2 separate regions of the Homo sapiens genome follow, and region 1 is linked to region 2. A link is an interaction called in ENCODE POLR2A ChIA-PET data of the cell type or tissue named here. Cell type or tissue: OCI-LY7. All regions are shown on one strand.

The links. Peaks named below come from ENCODE experiments on the same cell type or tissue, not always from the same donor. Only the 100,000 strongest peaks of a DNase experiment are listed, where the experiment ranks them.
Region 1: POLR2A ChIA-PET joins it to region 2 with 5 read pairs; 4 of 35 experiments call an interaction of 5 or more read pairs at or near these places.

Annotation. Positions count from the first base shown.
Region 1 is chr12:32,137,436-32,141,435 of GRCh38, forward strand. All of the region lies in intron 1 of BICD1 (BICD cargo adaptor 1), which reads left to right. Among named protein-coding and RNA genes, the nearest start is that of BICD1-AS1, 32 kb to the left of the region's middle. RefSeq lists an enhancer at 2,511-2,560. In OCI-LY7, CTCF peaks have their summits at 2,563 and 2,776; DNase peaks (open chromatin) are centred at 1,776, 2,296 and 2,576; H3K4me3 peaks cover 3,697 bases; H3K27ac peaks cover 4,000 bases.
Region 2 is chr12:32,198,852-32,202,851 of GRCh38, forward strand. All of the region lies in intron 1 of BICD1 (BICD cargo adaptor 1), which reads left to right. Among named protein-coding and RNA genes, the nearest start is that of BICD1-AS1, 93 kb to the left of the region's middle. In OCI-LY7, no CTCF peak of the experiment used is centred here; no DNase peak of the experiment used is centred here.

The sequences.
Region 1 (4,000 bases), 61 kb before region 2:
AAGCAGTACTCTCAGATACTTAGTGTAGCAATTTATTACTCAGATATATAACTTTTTACAAAGAGAATCATAGCAGAAAAGAACAAGGTAACGTGTTGTAGGGCATATGTTCTGAAGGAGCACTTGACCTTATCTTCTGACATCATGTAAAGATTTTGGCATTTAGTGTCATCATGTGCAACCATTGTTACTTTTTGCTACTGTATCATAATAATACTTAGTCGTATCAGTTTGATTAAATGCCTCCTTTGTATGGTTCCCAGCAGCATGGCTGTAGAAAGTATTCTCAAATTTATCAGGAGACCCAAGTTTTAATTCGGATTCCCTTTGTAAAAAGGCCTCCATTACTGGAGGCCAAATATAAAAACTTTTTTTTTTTTGAGACAGAGTCTCCTTCTGTCTCCTAGGCTGGAGTGCAGTGGCGCGATCTCAGTTCACTGCAACCTCCGCCTCCCAGGTTCAAGCGATTCTCCTGCCTCAGTCTCCCAAGTAGCTGGGATTACAGGCACGCATCACCATGCCTGGTTAATTTTTGGTGTTTTTAGTAGGGACAGGGTTTTGCTATGTTGGCCAAGCTGGTCTCGGACTCCTGAGCTTAGGCAATCCGCCTGCCTTGGCCTCCCAAAGTGCTGAGATTACAGGCGTGAGCCACCGTGCCTGGCCAAATATATAAAGTTTAAAAATAGCTCGCTTGTGTTCATTGCCTACCACATACTGGGTATTGTGCTAGATATTTAATATGCCAGATAGCATATGCCTCATTAGCCTATGAAGTAGAGGCTTTTATTATTATTTCCACTTACATAGATGAGAAAATTGCAGCACAGATAAATTAATTTGTCTAGCGATGGAACCAAAATCTCAGTCAGGCAGTGTGACTTCAAAGCTTGTATTGATAGAAGTTCTCCAAGTGCTTTAAATATATTAACTCATTCAGACTCACCAAGCTGTGCATTTTTAGTTTATAGAGTTGATATCAGTATTAAATAGGAATATGTATGTGTATGTATTTATATATGTATGCAGATGGTCCCTGACTTAACGATGGTTCATCTTAATGATTTTTTGACTTTATAATTATTTTTTGACTTTATAATTTTTTGACTTTATATAAACCATATTTTGGGTGCCCACACGTCTATTCTGTTTTTCACTTTCAGTACACCAGTCAACAAATTACATGAGCTATTCAACACTTTACTTTAAATAGGCTTTGTGTTAGGTGATTTTTGCCCAAATATAGGCTAATGTAAGTGTTTTGAGCATGTTTAAGGTAGGTGAGGCTAAGTAAGCTGTATTTGATAGGTTAGGCGTATTAAATGTATTTTTGACTTATGATATTTTTCAAACTATGATGGGTTTACTAGGACATAATCTCATCATCAGTTGAGGAGCATCTGTATATGTATGTGTTTAGATAGATATAATTAGATATCTATATATAATAGATTCTATGCTATGGGCATTGTAAGTTCTAAATTGCTTCAGTGGCATTATTGTACATTCTTACATAAGATTGAAGAATTTTGTGATTTTGATTAATTTATATCCTTCAAAGTGACCAGGAAGGTAGAGTTTGCATGCAGAAAATTTGCATGTATATTAATTCCATAAATAATGTTTGTAGTTAAATTTTCATTTTGTTTAAACATTTTTTACAAGATAGAGTTTACTCAGTGCTGTTATTTAGCAGCTGTGTGTATGACTTCATAATTTAGGGGGCTGTCTGTTTTGTGTTCTAAGCCACGTGGCTGCTGTGGTGACTGCTTTAGAAACTTTCAGTTCCCTTTGCTGTGAAACAGGTTTCAGTGCATCGTCCCTGTGTATAAGGTCAGGTTTCTTACATGGACTCACTCTGTTTCTGTAAATTTGTCTGAGAATTTTCAAGGCAGTGCTTTCATGGCCTCTCCTCTAATTTTGTGTGTGTGTGTTTGTGTGTGTCTGTGTGTGATGATGAAAAAGTCAAAAGCCCTAAAATTAAATCAGAGTTTAATCCATGTCCCTAAACTAGATAAGCTGCTTTAGACCTTTTCCTTATCCCTTACACGTCGCTCAGTAAATACTTGCTGATTGACTTTCAAATTCAGATTACTTTTACGCTAGCATACGGTGGGCACAAAGGGTTTTTTTGTTTATTTGTTTGTTTGAGACGGAGTCTCGCTCTGTCGCCAGGCTGGAGCGCAGTGGTGCAATCTCGGCTCACTGCAACCTCCTCTTCCTGGGTTCGAGCGATTCCTCGTGCCTTAGCCTCCCAAGTAGCTGGGACTACAGACAAGCGCCACCACGCCCAGCTGATTTTTGTATTTTTAGTAAAGACGGGGTTTCACCATGTTGGCCAGGATGCTCAAACCCCTGACCTCGCGATCCGCCCGCCTCGGCCTCCCAAAGCGCTGAGATTACAGGCGTGAGCCACCGCTCCTGGCCTGGGCACAGAGTTAAAAAAAAAATACTGGTAACAGAAAACTTGTTGGCGTGTTTCAGTTTTCAGAGTCTTCTATAAGGTCTTATACCAGCCGAGAAGCAGCAGAACCATCTGTCCGTGTACCGAGGACGGATCTCAGCAGCTCTCTGTTCAGTGGCTCCTGCCTTTGTAGTGGATTCCCTTGCTGTGCTGTAATTAAGTCAGCCGGCAGGAGTTCCTGTTTTGAGGGGGCCTCTCCCGGCTGGAGAAGTACCACTGCCTTTGTGTTACCTGCCATGTTATTGTGGAGTGGATAATTTTTTTTTCCTGCATGGGTCTTGGTTTAACAGCAGGATCCTCTGGGCTTCTTCCAAGAAGCACCACATTTCCCTGAAAATAAATGGCAGATGAATTATTTCTTGAGATTATGAAAATCTGTTAGATGAAAGCTTGCCTTTTTCTCATGTTCAAAACAATGCTAAATGCTTATAATTATACTCCCAATGAATTACTTCTTTCACTGGCTTCCTTTGCTCTGGCAAAGGTGGATTTTTTTTCCATGGCAGAGAAATTTTATAAAAAATGTAATATTTTAGAAAATGCCTAAATGTCAAGAATACAACATCTTGTTTGTTGTTGTTGTTGTTGTTTTGTTTGTTTTTTGATACGGAGTCTCGCTCTGTCGCCCAGGCTGGAGTGCAGTGGCGCAATCTCAGCTCAATGCAACCCCGCCTCCCGGGTTCAAGCAATTCGCTGCCTCAGCCTCCCGAGTAGCCTCCATTGAAGGAAGTGCCATAGTGTGGGAGGATCTTTTTATTTTCTACGCGCACCGTATTTGATTCTGTGTTTACAGGAACTGTGTCTGTAGACAAAAAGCAAAATGTTGGGGTTTAGTTTCTTCAGGTGAATAAAATGTTACTTGCATCTCCTCATTGTCACAGTGTTCGTATTACATACTTCGTGTGTGTAGTTTTGGCATTTAAGGAAACAGAGCTAAAAAAAAAACAAAGGACAATAACTGCATCAACAACATGTTATACACCAGAGGAAATGCGGCGACTTAGGTTCTGTGATGGGAAACCCGGATTTTTTTGTTGTACTTGAAATCTTCCGTAGAACGTACGTGTTTGCATGACCCAGAAAGGAAAACACATTGGAGGACTTTGTACTAGTTCCATTCTAATTCTGTAAAATTCTCACAAATTCAGGCATCTGTTAACCCTTCGAGGGCATATAAGTTCAGAGCCATGTTTTCTGTTTTGTGTCTTTCCCTTTGGCGGAGTGGTTACCTTTTCTGAGCCCTTGGCTTGCTTTCTGTGAACATAAGGCGCTCCATCTGCCGCTTTAAAGTGAAGATTTATAATTCAAACAAGACAGCGTTTCGATGTTGCACTCCTGTCTTATTAGATATCAACTTAAAGTTAAGAAAATGGAATTATTCAAGGCCTTGTTATCTAGTTTATAGCTTATTCAGAATTTATATTTCTGATTTTTTTTTGTCCTGATGACTGCCTGTGACTAATTTGTGTTTTTGTTATTAAGCTAAGATTGTATGAAAAATATGGCAAAAACAAAATTCTATATTTCTAATGCCCCATG
Region 2 (4,000 bases):
TGTGATTCTAGACAGGGTTCTTAACTTTTAATTTTCCATGACATTTTTTCCCTTGACATCCCAGTCCAAGCTGTTGACTTTTGCATTTACTGCTCATTTCTACCTTTAATATTCCATTTTCCTCTGTTAATATTATATGCTGTGAAACCCAGGAGAAGTCAGCATTACTATGGTCTTGGGTAGAACTGAGAGAGATAAAGACATGAATTTGAGGCTGTTGGGGGATGAGTTGCAGAGAGGCATAAATACGAGGCAGAAAATAAGTTATGAGTGAGAATACAACTTATTAATAGCTTTTGTAAACTTCTGGCAAAAAAAGATATTGAAGATAATTAGAGTTGAAAAATTATATAAGACATCACTTACGATTGGGATTCAATCACATTTTATAGAAAATTCAAATAAGAGTTGCTTAAGCATGAAAGAAGTTCAGAGGTAAGTAGCTCAGGGCTTGTATGGCAACTCCATGGTCACAGGGGGCCCAGGTTCCTTCTCACATTGTTTTCTCCCATCCTTGGTGCTGGCTTACATGCCAAATGTCTCCTCATGACCACAAGATGCTCCTGGTGTTCCCAGACCAAACTGAGGGTTGGGCTGCTATTTCTCGTGGCCCAATAACGAGAAGCAGATGAACTGGGGAGGAAGAGTTTTTATTTCTGCAACTGGTTATGGGGGGAAGGCCTGGAAATTATCACCAGACCAACTCAAAATTACAGTTTTCCAGAGCTTATATACCTTCTAAGCTATATGTCTACGTGTAAGTGTGCATTCATCTAAAGACATAAGTGATTAACTTCTTCTAATCTATAGCTAAGGTCTGAGTCCTGAAGACCTTCCTCTGGAGCCTCAGTAAATTTACTTAATCTAAATGGGTCCAGCTGCTGGGGTGATTACCCTTATTATGTCTCCTGCTTAAATCACGGAGGTTTGGGGAGTTCCTTCAGACCTCCAATAAACTTGTTTGTGGAGGTCTGGGGAGTTTCTTCAGACCCACAATAAAACTCGTTTAATCCTAAATGGGTCCTGTTAAGAATTCCTTTGTTATTTTGTTATGCTTTAAGGCCCAGGAAAAGCCTAGGCAAAACTCTTGGTGGGCTTTCGTTACATTCCAGCCTTTGTATAAGGGCACTGGCTTTTTTAACTTTTAATATTTAACTTAACCACTCAGTCAGTACTGAAACAGTTGTTATGGAGGCCTGCGTTAGTGAGAGCTGGCCTGCCACACTGGTGCTCCAGCTATTATGTCCACGTTCCAAGATGGAAGAAAGTATAATGGCAAAAGTACCTATCTCTCAGCTGAATCAGTTTGCTTTAAAGGGCTTCCTTGGCTTCCATCCACTTCTGCTTACACTTCCTTGAACACCTCCAGAAACCAAGGAGGTTGGGAAAGCTTTAGGCTGAGGACATTATCACTCCAAATAACATATTTTTAAGTCAGGAAGTGGGAAGAGTGGATATTGTGTAGGCAACTCACAGTCCCTTCCACCATAGCCGACCAGGACAGAGATAGCTGGATGATGGTTTGCTCTAGTTGAGCCTAAACAAGCTCATGGCTCCCTCTCCTTAAACTACTTTTATATTTTCTTTCTCTAAGTTCAGAGCAAAGCTTTCATATTATTTTATGAATGTTTCTTAACAAGCTCATCGTTTCTGGTGTTTTGCTGCAATTCTGCAGTAGATAGTATGGTATATTTGGTGGACAGATTCAGGGCCACCAGGCTTTGAATAGCAGTGGTGCTACTTAGAAGCTGAGAGGTTATGAACCTTATATGCAACCATAGGGAATAGTGTTGTTACTATAAATAATGATTGTACTGAACCTTATATGCAATAGTGAATAATGTTATTATAAATAATGATTGTACTGAACCTTATATGCAACATAGGGAATAATGTTATTATAAATAATGATTTTCAGACTGAGGCAGTTTTCTAAAAATTCAAGTGAAAGATCACATTACTTTACATGAGGACCACAAGGCACATTCAAAAGATACGGTTGATTCACTTTGTTAAACAATAAGAATATAAGTGTCCAAATACAGAACAAAGGAAATAATATGTCCAAGAAACATTTTTCTTTGCTTAATACTAAAAGCCTCTTGATCTGTTTCCTATATCCTAGTCACAACTGAATTTTAAGAAAGTCGAGGTCATGTTGGTAACTCCATGTCAATACTGCTTTGTGTACTAACTGCAAGATCAGGAATCGTCCCTCATTACTTCCATCTTGGCTTTCAAAAGAGCCTACTGTAATTTTTTCTTCTGAAATAGTATGAAATAACTTTTTTCCTGAAAGAAAATCTCCTTTCTATGGTTCTTTCTTCTGAAACAAGGCTTTCCTTCTCTGAGCTTCCAGCTAGAATAATTTCCTCTGACATACTCTGATCTAGGAGGATTGTAGTGTGGTCACAATGCCTCAGCTGATTTCAGTTAATTTTCTTGAGCTGAATCAAATGAATGTCTTAACAAGTTGTCCTTTAAAAGGATAGACGTGCTTTTATACAAAACTTGCATTTAAATGAAACCACTAGACTTCTTCATACAATGTAATGAAGTCTTGGTATTCCAGCGATTTGGCACCTAAATGCATAGGCACTCAGTAAATATTGGAGGGAAGGAGGATGGTGGAAAGAAAGAAAGGGGGAGCAGGGAAAATTAGGGGGGAAATTATTTTTTCTTCCTGGGGATAGGTTTCATTTTTAATTGGGAAATGTAATGTGAAATGTATTACTTTCAAACTTGAGGACCCAGAATATAACTTATGATGATTTAAGTTTTCTTCCTTTTATTTACATTTTAATGATAAAGACACTCATTGGCCAAGACCCAGAAAAAAAGTTTAAATAAAAATTTACATTTTAATGATAAAGACACTCATTGGCCAAGACCCAGAAAAAATAGTTTACCTATATTTTATACGTGTTTGTTTAAAAAAAAAAAACACAATCTTTGAAAAATCTGGAGAATTTATTTCGGGTTATAATAGTCAGAAAATGTGTGCCTTTAAGTTTTGCTTCTGAATAGACATATTCTGCTAAGCAAGCAATCTCCTCTTAGACTGCTTGCTGAGCACATATACTTTCCGTATGCTGATTTTTAAAGTGTCTGTATTTGGTTGGTGGCTTTAGTAATAAGAGACTAGCTTTTAACACAGCCAGAAGAAGCTGATGTGAACCAGCAGAAATAACACTGATCATATATAATACTTATGGAACAGTGGTTGCCCACCATTTTTGAACCCAAGATTTCCTGACATTTATCACTGTGCCAACAAAAAGAAAAACTAGGAACCTGGGGAGGACTTAGAGAGAGGAAGCATGGACAGCTGCCAGCCTGGGCAGATGGCGTCTGTTTGGTTGAGACAGATTCACCAGGAAACAAGATCAGATCCTAGTTTGAGACCCAAAACCTGGTGAGTAAGAACAAGTGTTCAGGACTTCAAGGGGCCCAGTAGGCAATTGTGGGAAAAAATCTGGAGGTCCTGAACTTGCCCAAATTACAGGGGTAGGTGAGAAAAGGTAATCCAAGGGGTAATATTTTTTTCTGCTTTTTGGTGTTATCTATATTTTCTTTAACAATTATATATATTACTTAAAGGAAAAAACTCTAGGTCTTATATATTCCTGACTAAGCTTCATCAATATGTATTTGCTTCTTTTATACAAAGTAACATTGTTTTCATTTACAGATTGCCATTAGGATACCTTAGTAATGATGTCCAGTTATGATGCAGATATTTCAAAGTTTATTGTTTATTTATTTATTATTATTTTGGAGGCAGGGTCTTACTGTGTTGCCCAGGCTTGGGTACAGTGGTGTGATCTTGGCTCACTGCAGCCTCGACCTTCCAGGCTCAAGCAGTCCTCCCATCTCAGCCTCCCAAGTAGCTGGAACTACAGGTGTGCACCACCATGCCTGTCTAATTTTTATATTTTTTGTAGAGATGGGGTCTCGCCATGTTGCCCAGGCTGGTCTTGAACACCTGGGCTCAAGAGAT